Regions from separate parts of the Mus musculus genome. Here regions 1, 2, 3 and 5 are each linked to region 4. A link is a loop called in an ENCODE intact Hi-C map of the cell type or tissue named here. Cell type or tissue: heart. All regions are shown on one strand.

What was found. Hi-C counts contacts between places; a loop is a spot of excess contacts. Peaks named below come from ENCODE experiments on the same cell type or tissue, not always from the same donor. Only the 100,000 strongest peaks of a DNase experiment are listed, where the experiment ranks them.
Region 1: a loop joins it to region 4, with 7 times the contacts of the local background. A loop is called at or near these places in 34 of 42 quality-filtered maps.
Region 2: it touches region 4 in a loop (4-fold over the local background); 6 of 42 quality-filtered maps call a loop at or near these places.
Region 3: it touches region 4 in a loop (7-fold over the local background); 4 of 42 quality-filtered maps call a loop at or near these places.
Region 5: it touches region 4 in a loop (2.6-fold over the local background); 5 of 42 quality-filtered maps call a loop at or near these places.

The regions. Positions count from the first base shown.
Region 1 is chr7:46,960,479-46,965,478 of GRCm38, reverse strand. All of the region lies in intron 1 of Gm39012 (a long non-coding RNA gene), which reads right to left. Among named protein-coding and RNA genes, the nearest start is that of Uevld, 4.5 kb to the right of the region's middle. In heart, a CTCF peak has its summit at 2,068 (motif pointing left); DNase peaks (open chromatin) are centred at 2,038 and 2,398; H3K4me3 peaks cover 428 bases; H3K27ac peaks cover 1,281 bases.
Region 2 is chr7:46,844,528-46,849,527 of GRCm38, reverse strand. It overlaps Ldha (lactate dehydrogenase A), which reads right to left and starts at 3,724. Exons shown (of 8, transcript NM_010699.2): 1 at 3,611-3,724; 2 at 1,783-1,932; 3 at 438-555. The coding sequence starts at 1,908. In heart, a CTCF peak has its summit at 2,335; DNase peaks (open chromatin) are centred at 2,817, 2,987 and 3,717; H3K4me3 peaks cover 3,206 bases; H3K27ac peaks cover 2,953 bases.
Region 3 is chr7:46,712,749-46,717,748 of GRCm38, reverse strand. It overlaps Saa3 (serum amyloid A 3), which reads left to right and starts at 2,073. Exons shown (of 4, transcript NM_011315.3): 1 at 2,073-2,102; 2 at 2,645-2,739. The coding sequence starts at 2,649. In heart, a CTCF peak has its summit at 3,036 (motif pointing left); no DNase peak of the experiment used is centred here.
Region 4 is chr7:47,013,695-47,018,694 of GRCm38, reverse strand. No RefSeq gene overlaps it. Among named protein-coding and RNA genes, the nearest start is that of Gm32031, 7.6 kb to the right of the region's middle. In heart, CTCF peaks have their summits at 2,703 (motif pointing right) and 4,627 (motif pointing right); DNase peaks (open chromatin) are centred at 2,804 and 3,924; H3K4me3 peaks cover 422 bases; H3K27ac peaks cover 1,536 bases.
Region 5 is chr7:46,917,693-46,922,692 of GRCm38, reverse strand. It overlaps Tsg101 (tumor susceptibility gene 101), which reads left to right and starts at 2,724. Exons shown (of 10, transcript NM_021884.4): 1 at 2,724-2,872. The coding sequence starts at 2,831. In heart, a CTCF peak has its summit at 2,954; a DNase peak (open chromatin) is centred at 2,722; H3K4me3 peaks cover 2,815 bases; H3K27ac peaks cover 1,718 bases.

The DNA.
Region 1 (5,000 bases), 53 kb after region 4:
TGATACTTTTCAATAGAAAATGCACTGGTCAAATCTACCATGCTTCCTTGTCTCTCTGGCTTTTTCCAAAACCAAGAGTCCAGTGTCTTTGCAGAGGCCAAAGAAACTGGATCCTGGGCAGTGGTAGCTCAGGCCTTTATTCCCAGCACCTGAGAGGCAGAGGCAGCTCTGTCTCTGTGAGTTTGAAGTCAGCTTGGTCTATGGAGCAAGTTCCAGCACAGCCAGGGCTACACCGAGAAACTCTTTCTCGAAAAAAAATTAAGGAGAAGGAAAAAGAGAGACACAGAGATACAGAGAGATTTAGAGACAGACAAGGAAAGAGAATGAGAGAGGGACAGAGACAGTCAGAAATAGCGTGTCAATACAAGCAAGCAGGATAAAATGTCCCCTGAGAACACAAGGTTTCCCAGAGGAAACAGATTAAATATGCATTTAGGGCATCATGAAATACAAATGAGTACAGTAAAGGCTCACTCAAGGGGTCTTGGCCTCTAATCATGACATATACTGGGTAGTCAATGAGAAATGCGTTCAACCTCAGTCGTACAGTGAGTTTGAGATCACCAGAACATAAAAAAATACCTGAAGCTGGGGTAATGGCACCTTGTCATCAACCCTGAGTTTTATGTACAAAGCCCACATTGTGAAAAGGCAGAACCAGTTTCTACGTGTTCTTTTCTAATATCCACACGTGGGCTCTGGTAAGATAATAGCCAAATTCATACACACAATAAGGTATGTCATAACAATTTTTCAACCTATTTCCCGTTTTTTTCTTTTTTCTTTTCCCCACAAAGTATTGTGGTTTATTCCCAGGACCTCAAACAAATGTCAACAAAGAGTCTTACAGTGAACCTCACCAGGTCTCATTTTGTTGAATCTGCATTTGCTTTGTGCTTAATCCTAACCCTCTGTAGATGGCAAGAAATCTTCTGTAACACAGATTTTTGCAAACAAGTAAGAACCTAGTCAAGACCATGTAAACTGTCTAAATAGTCCTATAACCCCCAAGGAAATAAAAGCAATCACTAAAAGTCTCCTAACTGAAAAGAAAATCTAAGGGCCAGATGGTTTTAGCACGGAGTACAGAGTTCTACCAGATTTTCAAGGAAGGGCTAATACCAATACTCCTCAAAGTATATCGCACAAAATACAAACAAAAGGAAGATTGCTAAACTCGTCCTATGAGGCAACAGTCGCCCCGATACCTAAACCACAGAACGACTCAAAAGAGAGTTTCAGACCAACTTCTCTCACTCAGCAAAATACTCCCGAGAGACCAAGCCTTTTAGGTTCAGATTCCATCTTAGAGGACCTGATCTAAGGTTGAACTCAAGCTAACTAACAGGCCAGTACCAAACATCAGTTTCCAGATTATTCCCCAACAAATCTGCACCTCCAGATTATAAGCTGACCCTGCCTAACAACCGTGTCAGGAGGGAAACAGAAGCTTAAGTTTATGGCTTGGCTCCCAGCACCAGCCAACTATGTTAAAGAGCATTATGTCCCCCAGTGAGATGCGTACCAGGCTAGATACCCCCTTCCTGCCTCTATAAATGTTTGCCTGAAACTGGCCTCAGGCACCCCTTCCCATTCTCCTGTGTCAGAGACAGTGTGTGGGACCCTAATGTGATTGCATCAGATTCAGTTCCTCGGTGATCTTTTGGGGGTTCATGAATGTTTCCTGGCACATTTTGGTGCATTGGCCAGGAACTCCAAGGCCTCCAGGACCCCCGGGGAAGAGTCTCAATACCTATAATATCTGTCTGAGTCTGTGAGTCTGTCCATGTGTTTATGTATGCCTTTGTCTGTTCATAAACTCTGAGTGGTGCCACATCTGTAATTCTGTTCTGGGGGAAAAAAAAAAAAAAAAAAAAGTCTTAAATCTGCCTTTGTGGCCAAAAGCGGTTAAAGCAGGCGTGCTAGGGGGCCATGGCCACATGGGACCAGAGGACATTCTGAGTCCCTGTCTGGGGTGGGCGTGGGCTCAGAGAGCCACCATCTGGTTACTTTTGTTTCTATCTGAGAGGAGGGGATGAGTTTCTTGTATATGAGCGCCACCTTCTGGTTGTTTTCAGGTAGCGTGTTGAAGTGCAGAGTCCCTGGAATTTTTCTCGTGTTTTGTCTTTGTTGCCTATGCTAAGGGGCAACTTTCTGACAGACGTTTAACATGGGATAGATGCCTTCAACTTCACTATGTTAAAACTAGGGGACAAAATCTTTCTGTCACCATGAGGAAAACTTTTTCTCCCCAGACACCAGGCAGCACCACCACCTTATTCAACCCCTCAGGCAAACAGCAGCTCTGTCCCAGGCAGCCCCACAGCATGCTGGGGAGGGGAGACCTGCTGCAGGAACACAAAGCCTCTGGGGCGGGGTTGAGGGCTGCCTTCTGAGCCTGAGTCCGCTGTCCTACCTTTGCAAACAGCAGGGCCAGTTGGTGATCAAGGAAACCAACCCCACCCATCACTTTTGGCCCTTTGCCACTAGTGACCTTATAACTGAAGAACTCAGAATTCCCCCTTTTCAGTAATTAATCTACTGGAAACAGTCCTCTTTACCCATCAGCCCACTTGGGATGACTGCCAGTAGCTTTTGCAGGAGAGAGAGAGAGAGAGAGAGAGAGAGAGAGAGAGCAGGAACCAGGGGAACTCACTAGCAACCAGGCATCTATTGAGGCTGGCTTTCCCTTAAACCCACCCAGATTGGGACTTCAACACCACTAAAGGTAAAGAGGGACTCTAAGTCTTACCTCCAGTCTCTGTTGGCAGGTCTCAAAGGGGCTGTAAGACAGCCCACCAATTTGGCCAAAGATAAATAAGATATTAGAGACAGAAAGTTCTGCAGCTTTCTTAGAGAGTGTCATAGAGACATTCCAAAGTGAAAGCTGCAGTAGCTCTAGCTTTTATCAACCAGGGAGAATCAGATATTAAAAACAAGCAAACAAACAAACATCCAGAGAGTTGAGAGGTTAAGAGAAAGAATCTGAGAGACTTAATGATAATGCCAGGAGGAAAAATGTTTAATAAAAGATTAAGTGTGGGGCTGGAGAGATGGCTCAGCAGTTAAGAGTACTGACTGCAAGAGACTCCAGGACCTGGCAAAGATCCTGTTGGCAGCCATGGCCAAACCAGAGTACTGAAACAAATGACTTCAGAAACCAACCTGCTTACTCAGGCCTTGGTGCCAGCTAGTGGCCTCCCTGTGTAAGAGATGTCTGAAACAAATGACTTCTAGAAAAAGAGGTAAGGGGGGCCACCCTAAAAATAAAAAATGCCCCCACTTGAAAAAGAAAAAGATGCCCAGGGTAACCCTAAAACTAGAGGGGAACCCACCAGCTTCCTTATAATTAACAGAGCTCAACACTCTATCTTGCTAAAACCTGAAGATAAAGTCTCTTCAACAGCTTATAAATGACTTCATGGTAGCAACAGGAACAAAAAATGCCTAGAGGAGTCCCAGACCTCTTGGAGGCCCAGGGATATTTGGACCATCCATCCTCCACTAAGAAGGCCCTACTATGCCAACCACAGGTGACCTCCCTAGATCCAGGGGGAAATATATTAAGAGAAGGTCAGAAGTGGCTCTCTGAAACCAGAAAGAAATTTCTACACAAGCTTTGGGGTTGCCTGAAGTGACTAAGCCCTTCCATCTCTTCATGAACGAGAGATCTGGGATCCGAAAGGGGTATTGACTCAGACTCTGGCCCTGGCACAAGCCAGTGGCCTACCTGTCACAGAAATGAGACCCAGGAACAACTGTTTGCAAATCATCACAAATGGCCCTCCTGGTCAAAGATGCTAACAAACTGTCACTGGGGCAAAGCCTGTCCATCACCAATGCCAAAATGACACATTACCAGTCTCTCCTCTTAAATGCCCCCAGGATAACCTTTCTGGCCCCTGCTGCCCCAAGCTCAGCTACCCTGCTGGCTGACCTGGACCTCAAGGGGCCTCTGCATGACTGCTCAGACATTTTGGCCCACATCCACAGGACCAGACGAGATCTTCAGGATTTCCCCCTTGACGGATGCAGAGGTAACATGGTTCGCCAAATGCAACAGCTTCATTCAGGATGGACAGAGGTATGCTGGGTCAGTGTGGTCTCAAACACACACACAAGTTGCTTATCATAGAGCTAAGCTCAGTACTGATAGAATTTGCCCTGAGCCTCAGAGCTAGGTCAGTTCATTCCTCTGTTGGATAGAAGCCATCCCACAAAATACTAACAACAGATAAGGTCGCTGAGCCCATGGAAAAGTGAGACACAACTGAACCAAGAACAAGGAAATACCAAACAGGTTCCTGTTGGCTAAGACCAGCTGCCCCGGCTGCTTTGTCAGTCATTGCTGGTTATAGCCTTCCTTTTTCCAAGTGTACCCATCTTACATACAACCTTCACAGGGAAGTTAGTCACTGAAACGTGTCTGCTTCTGATAGCACTAGTCCAGAGTGAGCCCTTTCTTCCTTAGAGCTTCCTCCAGGTGTCCAAATCCTCAAACACTTCAGACACCGTCTCCCTGAGCTGTACTGCTGTCCCTCCCTGTAAGGAGCAGGAGACCTAGTTTCTTCCTTTCTTTTTGTTAAATATTATTTTATGTATGTTAGTACACTGCAGCTGTCTTCAGACACACCAGAAGAGGGCACTGGATCCCATTACAGGTGGTTAGGAGCCACCATGTAGTTGCTGGGAATTGAACTCAGGACTTCTGGAAGAGCAGTCTGTGCTCTTAACTGCCGAGCCATCTCTCTCTCCAGCCCAAAGCCTAGTTTCTTAAGTACAGCTATGTTCCAGCCTCTGGCAGGAAGGTCTTCATAAACCAGAGTCCTAGGAGAAAGCCCCATAGTACAGTGTCCTGACCTCACTCCTTCGGGATTGTCTTGAAGGCAGCTGAAACACCCTGCCTGGCAGCTGGCAGTACAGGTCTGCCACAGAGCTGGGGACCTGATTTCCATCCCCAGCATCCAAAACATTTCTCAGACTAGCCCTAGAGTTTCTGT
Region 2 (5,000 bases), 170 kb after region 4:
CAACCGTGGGTTCCTGGCTCACGCCAATGAAGTGTAAAAGGTCAAGCCAAGAACATCTACTGGGCAGGCCCTGGGGGCAAGTCCTCAGCTGTTTTATATGTGACACAGGGCAGCAAGGTTGGGGCTGTCACTCTGCAGTGAGAGCTTGGGCCTGGCGGGTACACGGCCCCAGGATCCATCCTAGCCTTGAAACACACTTGAAACAAATAATGTAAATTTGGAGCTTACTCATGTCCTAATTCAGAGAATTTCCATATATGTGCAAATTAGGTTTCCACTTAAAATCCTCTGCTAGCGATCAAAGCTTTGATAACGTACTGAGAACCAGTGCATAAGTAAGCCAAGGTCCTCCTGTCTTTGAAAGAGCTATAGAGATGGAGGTTCAGGCCCGAGGAGGAACTTAAGTCTGACAGCAAGAGAACCTGGCCACAACCAACCTTTGCTGGAGACAATTTTTGGTGTTTTAAGGAAGAGGCTGCCATGCTGGAGATCCATCATCTCGCCCTTGAGTTTGTCTTCCATGACGTCAACAAGGGCAAGCTCATCCGCCAAGTCCTAAAAGACAAACGGTTTAGTTAAATGGGAAAATAATTCTGATTCTTCTCATTGCTCCCCAAAAGGCCCCGTGTCGTGTCTCTCCTGCAAGCCCTCCATTGGAGCCGGGCAATGTTGGCCAGTACCAAGGCTTCAAATAGGCCTAGGCAGGAAGCTCAGAGTAGACCATTGCTTAGCATGAGACCGTGCGGTGGGGGGAAGGAAGGACTCAATTAAAGAAGCAACACTCCAAGTCAGGAATATCGATGCATGCCCTTAATGGCAGTCAAGTCTCCAAGAAGGAGAAAAACAAACAAACAAACAAACAACTACTTATAGACAGGAGCCCTGTCTTAGTTAATACCTGCAGAATAATAGTATTCTGCAAAGCTAGGTGTGATGTTGCAGACGTATAAACCAACACCCAGGAAGATTGTTCCAAGTTTAAGGCTAGTTTGGACTACATATGAATCAAGAACATTGACTTACCCTGCCTCAAAGTGTTTTCTAATTCAGTGATAAAGTTGTAACTAATTAAATTTTAGCCCTATGATTGATAAGAAAATTAGATCCGAGATGGCTTGGGGGTGTGTGTGTGAAATCAGCTCCTGCATTCGTCTGCTGAGCTGAATTTCATCTCCAGAACCCATAAGGCAAGCGAGAACCAAAAATTTACCCTCTCACATGGGTGTGCTCAGTTATTTTTCCAAAGGAAAATTATATACCCCAGGAAACAGTGGGATTTGAATAGAAGTTCAAGACAACCTATTCAGTAGGATTTTAATTTTTAATCAATATGCACATATAAATTCCAATTCAAAAATCACTTTAGATTTGGGTATATAGGTCAATGGTTACCTAGCATGTTGGAGGCCCTAGGTTCATGTAACTGAGAAAGTAGAAGAAAAGGTATATACTTTGACGCTGTTACTTTGGTGGTTTATTTTATTTTATTTTATTTTATTTTTGGAGACAGCCCTGGCTGTCCTGGAACTCACTTTGTAGACCAGGCTGGCCTCGAACTCAGAAATCCACCTGCCTCTGCCTCGCAAGTGCGAGGATTAAAGGCGCCCGGCTGTCAGTTACTTTGGATAATCCCTTTCTTGTGTATCATTATGTTGCAAAATGTTTCACAGATGACTGAGTGTGTGCAAACCTTGATAGTTTTACATACAATGTGACAATGTAGGGATGTCCTCTCCCCCACACCCCACCCATAGGCTTGGGCCATGAAGGATCTCCACTTACCTTCATTAAGATACTGATGGCACAAGCCATGCCAACAGCACCAACCCCAACAACTGTAATCTTGTTCTGGGGAGCCTGCTCTTCCTTAAGAAGATTCACAATCAGCTGGTCCTTGAGGGTTGCCATCTTGGACTTTGAATCTTTTGAGACCTAAGGGGTATACACCGTGTGTCATTGTAACCTGCCCAAGGTATACTCACCAAGTCCCTGTATTTAAAAAAAAAAAAAAAAAAACGCTGACTTTGCTACCTTTGGACTCCTTTTCCATTAAGTGACAATGTGACAAAGAACAGAAGTGGAAAACCAAGAATAGCCAGCGCCAGGGTGTGGTCTGGCTCTCACCAGGAAGGCTCTCACCTTGAAATGGAAAAATAATACCGAGGTCTCCGTGTACGTGTAGCCGCCTGAGGACTTACTCATCTTGATGAACCCCAAAAGGGGATGGTATCTCCTCTTATATGGTTAGAAAGCTGCCCTCCCGCTCTTCTCCCATCACCCAGAGCCCTACAGCAAGTAGAGCGCCAAGTTGCTCCAGGAAGTACCAAAAATCAAGAGCAGAGGGCGCCAATAACGGCCACAAGGTGCGACCCCAAGGCATAGCAACGTGCTTAAGCCTGCGCACGCGCAAGCTTCCTTCCTAACCCCCCCACCCCCGCAAGAACCCAAGTTGTATGACCAGCCCAGATCCAGAAGACTGGCAGGCGGGGGAAGGCAGTGCGCGTGCGCAATTTCAGAATCAGGTGTCATATATATAGGTCTAGCGACTGCTGGCCATGGATGAGACCTCTGGCAGGCAGTTCGGCGTCAAAGTTTGGCCCTTACTAGAGCCCAAAGCACAAGCGCGGTGAAGTGGAGCTGGCAGCCACCTTAGCCTGGTGCCAGAGTGAGATCTCAAATGCCACTAACAGGATTAGGGCCTTCACCCACCAGGGCGGGGCCTCATTACCCAGGATGTGGCCGCTAAGGGAAATTTCTTCAGTTCCAAAATGGGGATACAATTGCGGAGGGCCTGAGGCCTGGAGCCCACTCCCACCCCCGCGATGGCCACCTTTCCCAGCAAGCACCATGTCTATTTTTGAAATCGTTCCAAAGTGCAAAAGGACTGGACAAGATCTCTGGGCAAGCAGCCTAGGGCCATCAAGCAGGAATCCGGTCTCCTTACAACCGCTGCTATTTCTAGACAGCCTTGTGAGGTCTCTGCTGACTGGGGGCAGGGCGTGGGGCTCTTCCCTCAGAGAATCTACTTCACGCAAACCTCAAGTCTGTGCTCTATTAGGACAGGGTGCCTCTACTTCCCACCTACGACCCGATGGGTGTCGCAGGCCTCTCAGCTACAGGTTTCCTCCTTCCGTCTAGGGTGCAGAGGAAGGACTGCGACTCTTCCCGCTTCCTCTCCGCACGCAGCGCGCTTAGCACGATCCCCAGTCACACCAGGAGCGAGCCTCTTAACAAAATGCGTTTAGGGCAAGAGCGCCCTATAATCTGCAGGAAACAACCACTCCACCGAGCCCACGCAAAGGAAAATGCAAACCGCACGGCTGCTCCGAAGCACCCGCCCCGGACGTGCCAAGGCTTTTTCGGCCCCCATGGGCTCGAGTTACGGGAGCTCAAGTTTCGCACCGCTCCCTCGCCCCCGTTCGGTGGCTCCCAACCTTCAGGCCAGCCACCCCTTAGTCCTCTTTACACGGGTCTCGCCGCCCCAGGCTGGGTGGGGCCGCCTGCTCAGTTCCCCAAAGCACAGTAGCCCACGCGTGCCCAAATCTGAACACCCTGCACCTCCACCCCGGATAGGGACCCCCTGTGCCGGCAGCGTGGGGCCCAACCGTACCGCTAGTGCACGATGGGGGGGCGACTGGCGAGGAGAAGCAGCGTGGCCCGAGCTCGGCGACAGTGGCTCCAGCACGCAGAGCAGCACGCGGGCGGGGCCTTAAATGGAAGCTCCGCGCTGACGTCAGAGTGGGAGCCCAGCGGACGTGCGGGAACCCACGTGTAGGCTGGGCCGGGGGCGGGCGTCCAGCCGGGCTAGGCGCCACCGAGACCGGGGCGGCGCGCGCAGCACGATGTCCCTGCAAGAGTGGCTCCACGTGTGCTGCGACACCCCAAAGAAAGGCCAACCCGACATGCTCCTCAGCCTCAGAAGCAGGAGCCCGAAATGCATCGATCCTCCGCCTCCTTCACCGGAAAACTTGTGAGACTCAGAAAAAACCCTGGTCACTTTCTTCATTGCTGTTCCCGGCGCCGGGAACAACTCCTGGCAAGCAACAGGCCTTCAGTAAATATTGTGTGAAAGCACATGCCAGCACCGTGCCGGTCTATCCGCCATAGCAGCCTATCAGATGGGCCTTTCTCCTGCCCCACTTCCATCTCCCAAACCATGGGGGGAGGGGGGTGCGGCTCAGCTTCTGATGGCTTGCCAGCTTACATCCATATCTGCCCTCTCCCATGCCATCCCGCAGGCATTTGTGTTTAGCCTTACCAAGGAGTATCAGGGCCCTTGCTTGTTTTCACACACCCCCTCTGCCTTTAAACGTCTTTCTAGAGGTCTCATTAAGCTGTGAGGCCAGTTCCTGTTCCTCTCCCAGCTCCCGATCAACCGTATGTGAATCTTAAGGTACTCCACCACTGATAGGATGTGAAATGGAGTTTGCAACTGCTTTGATTTCCTTAGTGATGGGAAGAACTGTGACTTTCAACCCTGCTCACCCATCTCCCCGGAAGGGATGTGTTCACTGCAGATTAAGGTCTATTACAGTCTTGAGCAAGATTTGAACAAGCTGGTTGCAGGGTGCTGGATATGCAGGGATCATGTGAGAGGGAATGAAGCTCACAGCCCCCCCTTATTTTCGCTTGTCTGTATCCCTTGTGATCTCTTTTATAACAAACAACAGGCTAGGAGTGTGGCCAGGACAGGGACACTTGTCTTGCATACACCAAGGCCTGAGTCCCTCAGCAGAGCGCAAATTTAAAAAAATTAAAAAGTCAAACAGTTGGACCTGGAGAGATGGCTCTGCCATTAATATCACAAAAGCTTGTAACTCCAGATCCAGAGGTTCCAATACCCTCTTGACCTTCATAGAGTCTCTCTCCCCCTATATATAGTTAAAATTATTTTTTTAAAAAAGTCAGAACAAGAGAAATGAAATTTAACTTTTTAAAAGAAAAAAGTGAAGGTGAGTTCTAAGAGACACCAGAGCAAGTAGCAAGCAAGAGGAAGAGGA
Region 3 (5,000 bases), 300 kb after region 4:
GTGCACTTCAGATTTCACGAAGAATCAATAAAAAGCTTAAAAGAATTCTCAACGGATTAGTTAAACCATTGTTAGTAAAGAAAAAGTCCATGCAAATTGCTTTTCTTAATGTGTAGGAAAAATACTCACTTGCCTTCTATCAAAGAAGGGGGTTGGGGCTGGAGAGATGGGTCAGCAGTTAAAAGCACTCGCTGGTCTACCAGAGGACCTGGGTTTAATTCCCAGTACTCATGGTAGCTCACAACTATCTATAACTCCAGTTCCAGGGGCGCTGACATCATTTTCTGACCTCTACAGGCACCAGGCATTCATGTGGGTCACATGCATCCATTTGGGCAAAATACACATAAAATAAAGCCAGGTTAAAAAGGGACGAGAGGGAGGGGGGAGACGGGGAGGAGGAGGGGGAGAAAGGGGAAGGAGGAAGGGGAAGGGGGGATGAGAGGGGTTTGAAAAAGTAGATACTTGGGAGGTGAGTTTTGAGTCTAAAGTGGCTGAGGAAGTCAATACATAATCCCGGAACCAAATGTTTATGCCTAGGAAGTCAGAACAAAGGAGGCGGCAGGTTTCACACACAGTTCTCTGTGAAGCACTTCCCCAAAGAGGTTTGCAACCAGGGCTTGTGGGAAGTTGTAGCTGCTTACTGCTAGGACAACGTGAGCCAAGCCAGCCACGGAAGAATCTTTTTCCTAAGCCAAAGGCAGCTTGGGCAGTGTCTTGGCTGAGGACCAAGGGACGAAAATCTTTGAACAGTTTTTTTTCCCTTTCAGTCACAGAGCTCAAAATAACCAAAATAAAGGCCAAATCTAGGAAGAGGCATTTTTTTCTTTTCAAGGCTTTAATGTATGACAACAATTCTCTAACATGGTGTCCACGCTTGGTCTGCTCCATCCTGCGTCACATGTATCAATGTCTGCCACAGCACCATAGCATCCTCTGGCCTGTAGTATGACTGAAAGTTCTACACGCTCATTTTTCTAGGCTGTTACTTCTTCTTCTCGGGTATTATTCACCACCTTCCAGCTTACGAGGTTTATCTACATCAACTTGTATCTCCAACGAGATAGCCACAGTTCTCTTCTTGGTAGCAAACAACTTGGGGAACACCCCTGAGCTATTGCCTCCTGGGTGGGCTCTTTTTAGCCCCTCTGCTTTCCTCTGCTTCCAGCCCAGGGCTCTTAGAGCAGGAGGCCAAATGTGATACCTTCACCACACCTACCACGTCGCAGCTATACCGTCCTTCTTTCTCTAGGGAACTCAATACATTTAATTTTTCTTTTGCGTAAAGGGGTGGGGATAGTAAAGGAGAGAAGACCATGGTCTGAATGGCTTTCTTATAAGATAAACTCCCACGGCAAAACCTAGAGCTGCTTTTCTGGCTCTAGCAGCTGTTTCCTGATGTCATTTCCCAGCATTCCTGTGTCTCCTCTTGCCACTTTCTGCCTGAATCCATTGTTAGGATAATTTAGCATCCAGGGAGCCTTCCTCATCTTTATGGTGTGTTATTTCTTTGTGACTTTGAAGCAAATTGTTTTATTGTTTAGTGTCCCTGGTTAATCAAAGTCTCTAGATTTCGTCTGCTCCCTGACCTTCCATAGCAATATGGAGTATACTGGAGTCTGGAGATCTTCCGCAGCGTTGGGTGCTAAATGCCAGCTTCTGCCTCCCATCCTCCTGTTCCCTAAGGCTCCAGCTTAAACCTGAACTGAGCTTTGAAAGGGCATTAGCTTAGCCTTTGGATTGGATCCCATGATTTATCACACATTCATATTTTTCTTTCTAATATTGCTCCCCCCCCCCAAGAAACTGGATATAAAGCATTTGTCTTGATTATTTCCAACCAGGATGGCGAAGACTTCAGAAAGTCCTAACTGGCCACATTTCTGGAAATGCCTAGATGGCGCAATCTGGGGAAAGAAGATGTACATGAAGGAAAAGTTATCTTCTGAAAGAGAAATTATGGGTAAGTGGGATTATGCAAGATCAAACAGGGATTGCTCCATTAGTGGAGTGACAGTATATATAGATATCCTCGGCCACATCTCCTCAGCAAAGGACAGAAGCCACTCACCTGGGGTCCCAGAAGGAGCTCGCAGCACGAGGTGAGTTGCCAGAACTTTCCAGCATTTCCTCTTTGCAGATTCTTTTCCCCGCCAGCATTTGCTTGTTGTGTTTAATGTTCTATCTCTATCCTGAATCCACTAGATGGTTAGAATTCACTGGATATTATGCTTTCTGCATGGAACTTGTAGTGTGCTTCTGTGTGAATTCAGGGAAGGGTGCAATAGCCTTCTACAGATAGAATGCAGGGAGCTATGTTGGTTAGAAAGCCCCCACATAGCCCTCTGGAAACTTCCTTTACAGTTGGGTTTCAGCTGGCATGATTGGAGTGCAATGTGCTTTATATTAATGGTCCATTTGCAAACCCTTAGATAGTGGGATTCTAATGAAATACAAGGAAATGGAGAACTAGAGAGTTCCCTGAAATCCCCTTACCTATAATCTTTGTTTGTATGTGTGTGGGTTTATGTATGAAATCCAGTGGGGTTTGTTACCAGTGTGCAAGGATAGATAGCTCAGCACTGCAGAAGCATCCTCCACCCCACGAAATGGCATGCTCATCTTTGTTTTCCTGGCCCTATAGCAGGATGAAGCCTTCCATTGCCATCATTCTTTGCATCTTGATCCTGGGAGTTGACAGCCAAAGATGGGTCCAGTTCATGAAAGAAGCTGGTCAAGGTAGGCTTCAAGGATGGGGGCTGGAGGTTGTATTTCTGAGTTTTAAGAATTTACTTGAGCAGGGACCACATAATCAAGGGCAAACATGCTTGTAAAATCCCCATAGAGTGGCGGTGTAGCTCTTCCTGAGAAGTTTGTAGCTTTTTTGCTCAGTGTTGACCTTTTTCTGTGAGGATCCCAAATCTCAGATCCTGTAATGTTTGTACAGCAGTCTTTCCACGGGAATGTAGGTGAAATCTGTAGGTCAAAGATGTAGACTCCCCAATAGAAGTGGGGAAGAGGCCTCTACTGCCCCCTTGTGGAGAGTGATGAGCAGTTCACGTCTATATCTGGTTCCAGGGAAGGTGCGGAGGGGGAAAACCGGGGCAGCAGGTGACAACCCACAGAGACAGCAAACAAGGCTAATTAAGTTTGCCACACAGAGTGGGCATTGTCCAAGGAGCATAATGTATGGAAATGAATTCCATACATTAAAATTAATCTTGTGGCGTAGGTGTCACTACTACCCTTTAAGGAAACCAATGTACAAAGAGCATACGTAAGCTATCTTACTTAGAAAACCCCTGGAAGAGCAGAATTTAGCCCAGGTTAGCCACTATACAGCTCTGAGCACACACTTACTTATTTACCTGAGAAGGAATAGATCATGGCACGGGTGGAAGGCAGCTCCACCGTCAACAGGAGACAGTGACTTACTTACCTGGGACATAGGTCTATTATTGAGGCTGAGACATAGACAAGAAACTGTCATCAAGGGAAATATAGCCCACCAGCCATAAGACAACAAAAGACAGTCAGTCAGTCAGACTCTTTCTTTCTTTCTTTCTTTCTCTCTCTCTCTCTCTCTCTCTCTCTCTCTCTCTCTCTCTTTCTTTCTTTCTTTCTTTCTTTCTGATAGAATTTCTCTGTGTAACCGAGCCCTGGCTGTCCTGGACTCACCTTGTAGACCAGGGTGGCCTCCCATTCACAGAGATCCATCTGCCTCTGCCTCCTGAGTGCTGGGATTAAAGGTGTGTGCCACCACAACTCAGCCTCACAATGAAAGTTAAGAGAACCTAGGCTTCCCCTTTCTCCCTAACTCACTACCTTTGATATTTCCCATTTATCATTAGCTGGATCTGATTCCTTCAGTGTGCAGCTCACTCTCCTGGTCCTTAGTTTAGATCTTCCTTCTGTTTGTGGCACCGTCCTGAGGAGCAGGGGGGCGGGGCGGTAGTAAATGAGCAGAGGGGGCAGGGGGCGGGGCGATAATAAATGAGCATTTTCCACGGACTTCCTCGTGCGTTTCCCTCAGCTTTTCTGCATAAGCACCATGGTGGATAGCACTCTTCCCTGTTCCTGGAGAGGAGGTAGGGGTTTTAAACCTAGTGTGTCCATTGCCACCAGAGTGTCAATCATCCTGCTTGTGGCAGTCTGTGGCAGAGACGTTCCCCTTGTTACCTCTGAAGGAGTGCTGAGAACTGCTTGGGGGAAATAGATCCTGGACATCCAGGTGGACTCAGAACAGAGCTGCGCTCACTCTCTCTGCCTGGAGAGCAGTTTCTCCCATTGCTTTGTGCTAGGCAAGAACTGTGGCTGCGGTGGTAACTGTAGCGTTTGGGAGGCCGAGGCAGAAGGATTGTGAGTTTCAGGCCATCCAGGGATACACAGAGACATAGGCTGTCTCTAAAGGAAAAGAGAACACAAGAGAAAGGAAAGGATCGGAAGCAGAGGGAGGGGAAAGGAGGAAGGGAAGCGATCTCATTTCACACCTTAGAAGTTCCCCTGGACCATTTCAGAGAGAGCTTCTTATGGTGACCGTTGTCATATGATGACGCACTCCCTAGAGATCACCTCTCCTCTTCTTACACGCTTTTTGAACAGCCAAAGACAAACAGCATGAAAAAACCAAAACAAAAAACAAAAACAAACCAAAAAGCTGGGCAGTGGTGGCGCATGCCTTTAATCCTAGCACTTGGGAGGCAGAGGCAGGCGGATTTCTGAGTTCGAGGCCAGCCTGGTCTACAGAGTGAGTTCCAGGACAGCCAGGGCTACAGAGAAACTCTGTCTTGAAAAAACCAAAACAAAAAAACAAAAACAAAGACAAACAGCAACAGAGCTAAGATGGGAGTCCATTGGGATAAAACCCGCTCCAATGTACTTCTTTGGGCAGTAAGAACTATTTATTTCAAGCTAGCAACATTTCTGTGGGTTTTGGGAAAAGCTGGGATGAGTTGGATAGACGTCGTAGCCCTCTGTTTTACCTCAACACAACCACCGCC
Region 4 (5,000 bases):
TGATAGCATGGCAGAAGCCAACCAGACCGACTCATTAAAATGAATATTTGCAAGAAAAGTTGTTTAGGCAAAAGAGTGTACCGTCAAGACACAACTCAGCTTCAATGGCAAGATTTGTTTGTTTGTTGTTGGGGTGTTTTGTTTTGTTTTGTTTTTGTTGGGTTTTTGTTTTATTTTTGTTTTTTGGTATTTGGGTTTTGGGGGGGTTGTGTTTTGGTTTGGTTTGGTTTGGTTGGGTTGGGTTTTCTTGTTTTGTTTTTGTTGGGTTTTTTGTGGGTTTTTTATTTACTTATCTATTTGTTTTTTGGTGAGAGGTTACAAGGGCAGAGAGTAAATACGGAGGGGCAGGGAAATGAGTGGGATTGATGTGCATGGCGTGAAATTCACAAAGAAGCAATAAAAAAAGGAAAAAAGCATGTCTTGCATGTCTTTTACATACATGCATACCTTAGTTAACTGAATCCGCTTGCAGTAGCTAACCATGTAAGTCAACTCTCCCTTTTGGCCAGTAGAAAGTAGACTGGGGGTGTAGCTAGACACTTGCCTAACATGTTGATTCAATCCTCAACACCACAAAATAAACAAGTAAGCAAATAAAAACCACAAGGCCTGGGGGTATGGTGGCATAGCCTGGATAGCTCAGGGTGAGGGGCTAAGGCCCACAAGACTTTCTGAGAGAGGGAGTTGGGAGGAAGGCAACAAACCAGTCTAAGTCTTTTATTGTCTCCTTTCGTCAGTTCATCCTCCCTGTGTTTTTGTTGGAGGTTGCGTGTGTGGTAACCCCGTGATTCTGAGGGCCTGGTGCACACTGGGTTGTTAGTGTAGTATCCCCCGTACTAGGGACAAGTGCTAGACCTTGAAGCTCTTTGCAGACCCAGGCTCTGTTGAAGAGTCTTTTCTTTTCTTTTCTTTTCTTTTCTTTTCTTTTCTTTTTTAGATGTATTTATTTATTGTATGAGAGTACACTGTTGCTGTCTTCAGACACACCAGAAGAGGGCATCAGATCCCATTACAGATGGTTATGAGCCGCCATGTGGTTGCTGGGAATTGAACTCAGGACCTCAGGAAGAGCAGTCAGTGCTCTTAACCGCTGAGCCATCCCTCCAGCCCTGAAGATACTTTTCCAAAAAGGACTTTATGTATATGAGTGTTTGGCCAGTGTGTAAGCGCTCTGTGCATGCCTGGTGCTCCCAGAGGTCAGAAGAGGGCAACAGAGCCCATGAAACTGTCATCACAGATGGTTATACGCCACCACGTGGGCTCTGGGAACTGAAACGGGCTCCTCTACAAGAGCAGCAAGTGCTCTTAGCCAATAAGCTCTCTCTCCGGTCCCGCTTGGAGATGTTTTTATCCCTACACCCTTCTTTTCTTCTGTCCTTTTTCACTTCACAAAAACAGTTATGAGCCCTTAGAAGCCAGGTGAGGTGTGTGGTATTTGCCTGTAAGCCAATACTAGGGAGGTAGAATCAGGAGGGTCAGGAGTTCAAGGTTACCCAAAGTCAACCTTTGTCACACAGTGAGTTAAAGACTAGGAGGGTCTCTACACGAGACCCTTTCTTTAAAAAAAGAAAGGAAGGAAGGAAGGAAGGAAGAAAGAAAAGAAAAGAAATAAAATAAAATTTAAAAAAGCCAACACTCCTAAAATTCCTCCAGAATAATGGATATAGATCTGTCACTTTCTCTTAGTTTTTGTACTGCTGTTTTGTTAGGGGTGTTGTGTTTTCTTTTTCAGAGTCTCACAGTGTCTCTCAGGCTGGCCTGAACCAGGCTAATTTTAACTCATAGAGATTCATCTGTCTCGGAGGCCTGGGATCACAGGTGTGACCTGCTGATTGATACATTTTAAAGTGTCTGCCCCAGCACCTCACAGAATGAGTGTTCAGTAGTCTTGATTGGTCCTATCGCTGTGAGAATACCTAGGTTCTTTCACTATCATTTTGAGGATGTCCAGGTCATTTCTAGTTCTTTTTTTTTTTTAAGATTTATTTATTTATTTATTTATCACATGTAAGTACACTGTAGCTGTCTTCAGACACTCCAGGAAGAGGGAGTCAGATCTCATTACGGGTGGTTGTGAGCCACCATGTGGTTGCTGGGATTTGAACTTCGGACCTTCGGAAAAGCAGTCCGGTGCTCTTACCCCACTGAGCCATCTCACCAGCCCTATTTCTAGTTCTTAGCCATGACGAGTAATTCTGTGGTATTGTCCTGGTTAGTTTTGTGTCAACTTGACACAGGCTGGAGTTATCACAGAGAAAGGAGCTTCAGTTGAGGAAATGCCTCCACGAGATCCAACTATAAAGCATTTTCTCAATTAGTGATCAAGGGGGAAAGGCCCCTTGTGGGTGGGACCATCCCTGGGCTGGTAGTCTTGGGTTCTATAAGAGAGCAGGCTGAGCAAGCCAGGGGAAGCAAACCAGTAAGAAGCCATGCATCATGGCCTCTGCATCAGCTCCTGCTTCCTGACCTGCTTGAGTTCCAGTCCTGACATCTTTTGGTGATCAACAGCAATATGGAAAGTGTAAGCTGAATAAACCCTTTCCTCCCCAACTGCTTCTTGGTCATGATGTTTGTGCAGGAATAGAAACCCTGACTAAGACAGTTACCAATTTATTGTCTCAGCTCCAAATTTACCCTTTTTGACTGCTCCATGGAAAACAGTTCTAGGCCCTTTAAATATTTTTCCTTTGCAGTGATGGAGTTCTGTCATTAGAGGGCAGCAGAGAAACATGGAAAGAACAGGTACTCTATGTCCTAGAGCCTCTGTGCGCCCCGCCCCGTCCCCCAACCCTGGACAGGCTCCATTCTTGCCTCTGGGGCCCCAGGCTCCTGCTGTGTGAGACTGTGTGCTGAGCCAGCTTCAGGCTCCTCCCACTCTCACCCTCTGGCAGCCCTGCAGGAACTACGATAAGACGGCCCCCAGCACCCTAGGAGGCAGACAGCAAGTTTCACCAGGCAGATTTCCAGCAAGTTCCACAGATCTGTTACCCAGTGACCCATAATCCCATCATCTGCAAGAAGGTCTGAATCTCAACTGTAGAGACAGGGAATTCTTTCCTGGATGTTATTTCAGAGAGCTGGTGGTGAGCTTCTGTGGACATGTTGGAGACTTCCATCACTGGGCCAGCAGACAGGACTGTCTGTGGGACTCTCTGACTACACCTTAGCCAGGGAGCCACAGGTCCCAACGAGAGACCCTCTCTCAAAAGCCAAGTTGTAGCACATGAGGGACCCATGGACACATGAGAGGGAACTTTCAAGAACTCTTCTTACTAAGCAATCCCTCATTACTCAAAGCCCATATACTACATAATTCTTTCACATTAAACTACCTCGCTCCAATATCAAAAGTTGAGTGGGTCACCGTGAATGTTCCTGCCCTCCTGAGAGCATCCAAGTTATTTCCAGGGTTTTGCTGAAACACCGAAGCCTGCAGTAAATATTGTACACACATCCTTGTGTGCTACTGGGTTTTATGTCAGTGGAGTGTCCTCCGTTTCAATGGCTGCTGCACGGGTATCAAAACTTCAACTGCTTCACAATAAACTAAAAAAGTGTCCACAGACCGTGACCTGCCCCGCCCATCTTCCTTGCCTTATGCTTAGTCAATCTTCTTGCCTTTTAGTTGAGGTGGGAAAACATTGTGTCACTTCCTGGCCTCTGGCCCTTTAGTTTAACGAAAATATCTTAGTTGTCTTTCTTCTTCTCCCCCTCCCCCTCCCCCCCCCCCCGCCCCCTTCTCCTCCTCCTTCTCCTTCTTTTTATTTATTTTTTTTTATGTTTATTTTATTTTTGAGGCAGGGTATCATTATGGAGCCCTGGCTGGCCTCAAAGGCCAGCAGAGCCGTCTGCCTCTCACTTGACCCTTATGAGCAGTTACTTTTCTAGACTTCCTCTTTTATGAGTCATTTGGGTCAGGTCCCACAATGACCTCACTTAGCATTAAGAGGCCTGTCTCCAAGAACATTCATGCCGGAGATTAGACTCTTTTGGAGGGGGCATGGGAAGAACACAGTCAGAAGGACCTTACTTAACATGTGTACAAACAAGCAGTATACATGTAATTTCTTTTTTGTTTGTATGATTGTTTTGAGACAGTCTCATCTGTAGCCCAGGCTGGCCCTAATTTTATTTTATTTTTTTAAATCCTCCTGCCTCAGCTTTAAAACTGCTAATACGATTAATCAGGTGTAGTGGTACATGCCTTTAATTAATTTAATTAACTAATTAATTTAATTCCAGCACTCAGGGGGTGGGGGGACGGTGGAGTTCCAAGCCAGCCTGGTCTTCCAGGATAGCCAGGGCTACACTGAGACCCTGTCTGGGGGGCCTGAGGAGTGCTAGGCTTTCAGGCTCTATCAGAAGCCCGTATCTTAATATATAAGCCACAGACACAAAATTATAGTTATAAATAAACATATTTGTATATATAAGGGGGGGGGGCGCCTGGAGCACACTGGGTTATTTGTAGTACTCCCAATTAAACCTCGGGCCTGGTGCACCCTGGGCGAGTGCTACTTATTCATTTCTTGTATAACTGTATACTTGTATACCAAGAAAGGAGTATAACTTCTTGTTATACAAGTAATGACTTGTATATTTCTTTTTTTTAATTTTTTAATTTTTTTATTTAATGTATGTAAGTACACTGTTGCTGTCTTCAGACACACCAGAAGAGGGCATCAGATCTCATTACAGATCGCTGTAAGACATCATGTGCTTGCTGGGAATTGAACTCTTAACCACCAAGCCATCTCTCCAGCCCCTACTTGTATATTTCTTAAATAAGAGCGTTCTTAACTGACCTGTAAGGAAAAGCCCTTGTTCTACCCCCAAAGGGCAGATCAGCTTGAGAAGAGGATGACTGAACTCCTGACCCTCTGCTTCCCCTTCAAAGCCTTGAGACTACAGGTGGGTCACTCATCCCATCACTGTACTTTGAGACAGGGTCTTGCGCTTTCTGGGCTGACCTCCACTGGAAGCCTTCAGCTAGGCAAGCT
Region 5 (5,000 bases), 96 kb after region 4:
TACATGTGTAGAGATGCTCTAGTTAAAGGGACTTCTCAGTAAGCTGTAGCTTTAAGAAAAGTTTAAAATGAGTGCTTCTCAGTTATGTTTAAAGACATCGTGGGAGCCGGGCAGTGGTGGTGCACGCCTTTAATCCCAGCACTTGGGAGGCAGAGGCAGGTGGATTTCTGAGTTCGAGGCCAGCCTGGTCTACAAAATGAGTTCCAGGACAGCCAAGACTATACAGAGAAACCCTGTCTCAAAAAACCAGAAAAAAAAAGAGGGAGACATAAGGCATTCAGTGCCCTCCATCACTCATCCTGTTGGCAACAAGCCAGAGAAATTTACTGTACGGACTACCATCGCATTTTCACACTCCATTTAACCATAGAAACTAAATTCCAGGTCCCAGGCCCCAGGGAAGCTAAAGATTTCTCAACAGCTGAACAGCTTTTGTTGTAAGGAAACAGTTGTCTAAGTCCAGACATCTCAAGGACAACTTCTCCATCTTTCGGACAGGGTCAAACTAAGTTCATGTTCCCAGGCCCAGGGACCAACTTTGATCCTAATTGACGGAAACTCCCTTGCTCAACCCATTGTGTCAAAATATGATTGGACAATGCTATAGCCCACCCCACTCCCCCTTGCTTTATGGTTTCATCCTTTAAATAAGCTGTTCAACATCTCTTCAGTGTCCACTCCCAAGTATGCTCTGCTGCCCTGACAAAAAAGTAAATTTTTGTCATCTGCACTGACCTAGCATTTGAGTTAAGTTGAATTTAAGAGGACCCCACAACAGTCTCCTCCTGAGCCTGGGGCTTACCTCTTTGTGAGGCCGGAAGTCAGCAAGCCCCAGCCATCCTTCTTCACCCCTCTTGAAGCTGGTAGTATAGATGTTGCTACAGTCATGGGTGGGAATACCCTGTGAAACCTGAAGTCTGGCCTTCAGACTTGTAGAACAAGTGCTTTTAACCCCTTAAGCCCTCTCCCCAGGGCCAAGACGTGATTTTAAACTGAAACAGTGGGTAGTAGGCTAGACTGGAGTTTGACTGGAGCTAAAGTTACTCAAGGCTGATGTTCCCTTTTAAGATAGAGTATGCTGACACCTGCCACGCACTTTCCCTTAGGCCGTCCGTGACCTTGGATTTAGAAAGGAATTGATTATATACTAAGATCACCCAGATGTATTCTCTTTCACTGCTGTCTATACTAGGCTTTATACTTTAGATGATTGTATTTATAAAATGTATTAAGAGGGCTGGTGAGATGGCTCAGCGGGGAAAAGCTCCGACTGCTCTTCCGAAGGTCCTGAGTTCAAATCCCAGCAACCACATGGTGGCTCACAACCATCTGTAATGAGATCTGACGCCCTCTTCTGGAGTGTCTGAAGACAGCTACAGTGTACTTAGACATAATAATAAATAAATCTTTTTTAAAAAATAAAAAGTAATAAGAATTGATGGTTAATATGTCGCTTTTTATTTTAAAGATTATTTTACCAGCATGAGTGTTTTGCCTGCACTGGATGTGTGTGTACCATCTGCATTCCTGGTGCCCATGGAGGCTATCAGGAGTCCCTGTAACTGAGAACCTAACCCTAACCCTCTGCAAGGGCAACAAGTACTCTTTACTGCTGAGCTATCCCTTCAGCCCCTCTAACAAGCATTTATTGGAAATAGAAACTCAATTGAGATTGAGTATCACCTCTTGTATTCTACAAGGCAATTAAGATCTGAAAATTGGGCTGGTGATGAGGCCAGCCTGTCTCCATTTTTAGGCTTGAAAGCCATCAGCATCGTTCCTGTTTATGATTAAATCTGTTTCTCAAGGGTTTGGGCTATGCCCCACCTGTAACCTTATCTTCAAATGTTTCTATACGGCACCCAATGCCTTTGTTTCAAAAGGTTATTATGACCACCTGTCCTTATAACCACCTGTCATGGTCACTTTGTCATGAGTACCTTGTTAAGACCCCCTTGCAACCACGTCTTTGTTTCACAAGATGTGTTATGGCCATTTTGTTCTGTTCCTGTAACCCGCCTATGTACCTGCCAAATCACCCATTTGGAAACTCCCTACCCCTGAGCTATAAGACCAATTTTCTAGCCTATGTCCAAAGCTGACTTCCTGTACACAAATTAAAAGGTTTTAATTAATTGCTTGCTTTAATTAATTTGGCTATGATGATTTGGGTCCATGATCTTGCTCCTTGCCTTTTTGGGATTAACACTGGAGAGGCTTCAAACTCAGAAGTTTGAAGGGGTAAATTCTTTATAATCTGAAAAGAAGCCTGCCCTCAAGCAAGGCAGACTGCGGCCTGTCTAATCTTTATGTGGGCACACTGGAATTGTTAGGGGAAAGTATCCAGAGGAGAAAATTACCGCATAGCTTCCTAACGGGGGAAAAAAAATCTCCTTTGCCCTTGCGAACTTGACATGAAGGGCTTTCGAGCGTTTAAACTGCAGTAACAAAAACGGATGTGATAATCAGAGGTGCCTCGGGCGCAGTCACCTAAAAGTGTCTAGAGTGTCCACGAGCTAGTTCTGTGAGCGACGCGAGCCCAGGACCTTCCGAGCCGCAGCGGGTGGCAAGGCTCGCGAGAGGGCCGGGACTTCGGGACCGCGAAAGGCTTGCAAACAACCGCACCACGGGCACCCGTGGACCGGACCTGATCTCTCGCCCGACTTCGCACCGCAGACCAGCGGCCCCGGAAGTGACGCGCGGGAAGCGGAAGCACAACGTGCCGGCTTCCTGCTTCGCAGGGGCGGGGCGGCGGCGGCGGCGATTGTCTGGCGGCCTGGGGCGGCCCCGTGGCGCCTACCCTCTGCCTGTGGGGACGGAGGAGCGCGCCATGGCGGTGTCCGAGAGTCAGCTGAAGAAGATGATGTCCAAGGTGAGCCCGCGCCCTACGGGGCGGCCCCGCGGGCTGGGCTAGGCCGCCTTCCCTCTGCGGAGCGGCCCTTCCCGCCTTCGCCTCCATAAACAAAAGCGGGGTCGTGCCTGGCGCGGCCGCTGCTGTCTGCCCGGCGCTGCTGACGGTCCCCGCCGGCCGGAGCCCGGCCCTGCTCAGAACCAGTCCCCGCGCGCCTCTCCCCGGCCCAACCCGGCACATCCCACCGGAGCTCGGGAACTCTTGGTGCAATTGGTTCGCTGAAGTAGAGCAGCCAGAAAATCGAGCTTGGCAGCCCTTCCCCGCTCCAGAGAACTCTGCAGTTGCATTCCATTGTTTGCATTAACTGTGATTAACGCAGTTGTTTGCTTGTTTACTTTGAGTTGAACTTAAAAATTCTTACTGCTTGACTGGTTGTGGGTTTTTTTTTTTTCCTCTCACTTTTTAAAAGGCCTTTTGGATATTTTGCACATTAGCTACTTAGTACTTAATACTGCGCATCGGACTCCAGAATGCCTTGCTTTTTGTAATTTACCAAATTTAATTGGAATGAAATTTATGTAACGTAGTTGAGCCCTAACTCCTTTAGTCATTGAAGTTGACTTTGATGCTCTTATCAGAGCAATAATAGAGATCGTGGGGTTAAGAAGTTTCTAGTTTACAAGGAAACACGAATACGCTGGGCGTGGTGGCACAGGCCTTTAATTCCAGCGCTCTGTAGGCAGTTGACGACAGATCAGGACAGATTGTGAGTTCCAGACCAGCCAGGGATACACAGTGAGACCGCATTTCAAAACATAAAATTTTTCTTTTCTTTTTTTCTTCTTTTTTTATTCTTTGTAAAACTAGATCTTTTTTAGTAAAGTCATTTCCCTGAGTCCTTGAAGACCAAACCTCTTGTCTCTTGGTTGTCTAACCATTTAATCTTTTAGGCTTCCTTTTTTTTTTTTTTTTTTTCCCTGTAGTTATCTGTAATGACACAGGGGTCTGGGGGAATGTACGAGGTCCCGGTAAAGGTCGATATAGTACTGTTTTACCTTCAAATCATTTGTTTTTCAAAGCCTCAATTAAGCTTTTAGAAGATGTAGCCCATTAACTTCATCTGATTGGGGATCTCTGTCCTTATCAAGACATTCTGGCTCACCCAGAGAGAGAGACAGACAGTTTTGGTGTTTTAACCTCGCTTCAGATCATTTTTCTCCTTTGAACATCATCTTATCTCCCATCCTAAGCAGACTTTTTTAGCACCATTTTTGGTTGTGATTTTTACCAATTAAGTATATTTCTACAGTTAGTCTATCGTTCTTTATGCAAATAACTCTCTACTTTGTTCATACCAGTAACCTGTTTTTTACATACAATGTTTTACAATAGAAGATGAGTCACTACTAACTGGGGAGGAGAAAGTGGTCATAATAAAAGTTGTTATTGAGTTTGAACTGGTGCCATACATGTTTATGGGTTGGGAGGCAAAGGGAGGTATATCTCTTGAGTTTGAGGCCAGCTTGGTCTTCATAGTGAGACCCTGTCTCCAAAACACAAGCTGCTATTGTTCCATAAATTGTAGGGATCTGACAGTGGGATCAACCAGACTAAAACCTGTACTTCTGAGCTTGATTACGTGGAAGCCACTATCAAAGTCATGGCAATAGCATTGGGAAGTTGACAACAGCTTTGGAAAGTAAAGCGAGAAGAGATGGTGGTGGCAGTGACAGTGCTGAGGCTGTGGCTTTCTTTTGCATGGTAAGGGGAGGGCTTTGTGAGAAGTCTATTTGACCAGAAACCTGAGCATAGAAGGAAATGAGCTCTGGAACAGTCTGGGGTAAGGACAGTTCTAGGAAGAAGGAAAAACAAGCGCAGAGGCTTGAAGCAGAAGTTCACCAGCAAAAGGCTGGTAGCGAGACTGACTGAGCTACAGGAAGTAGTGCTGTTTGACATTGAGCTTTAGTGATGTGAGAGATTTTGAAGGGCCTTGTAGGCCAGTGTAAGGATTTTGGAATTTGATTGGATTGTGCTAAGAAACAATTAAGTTTTTGTTTTTTCAGTTATGTGTATGGAGCCAGATATAGTGGCACACATCTTTAATAACGGATCTCTGTGAGTTTTCAGGCCGGCCAGGTCTGCATATTGA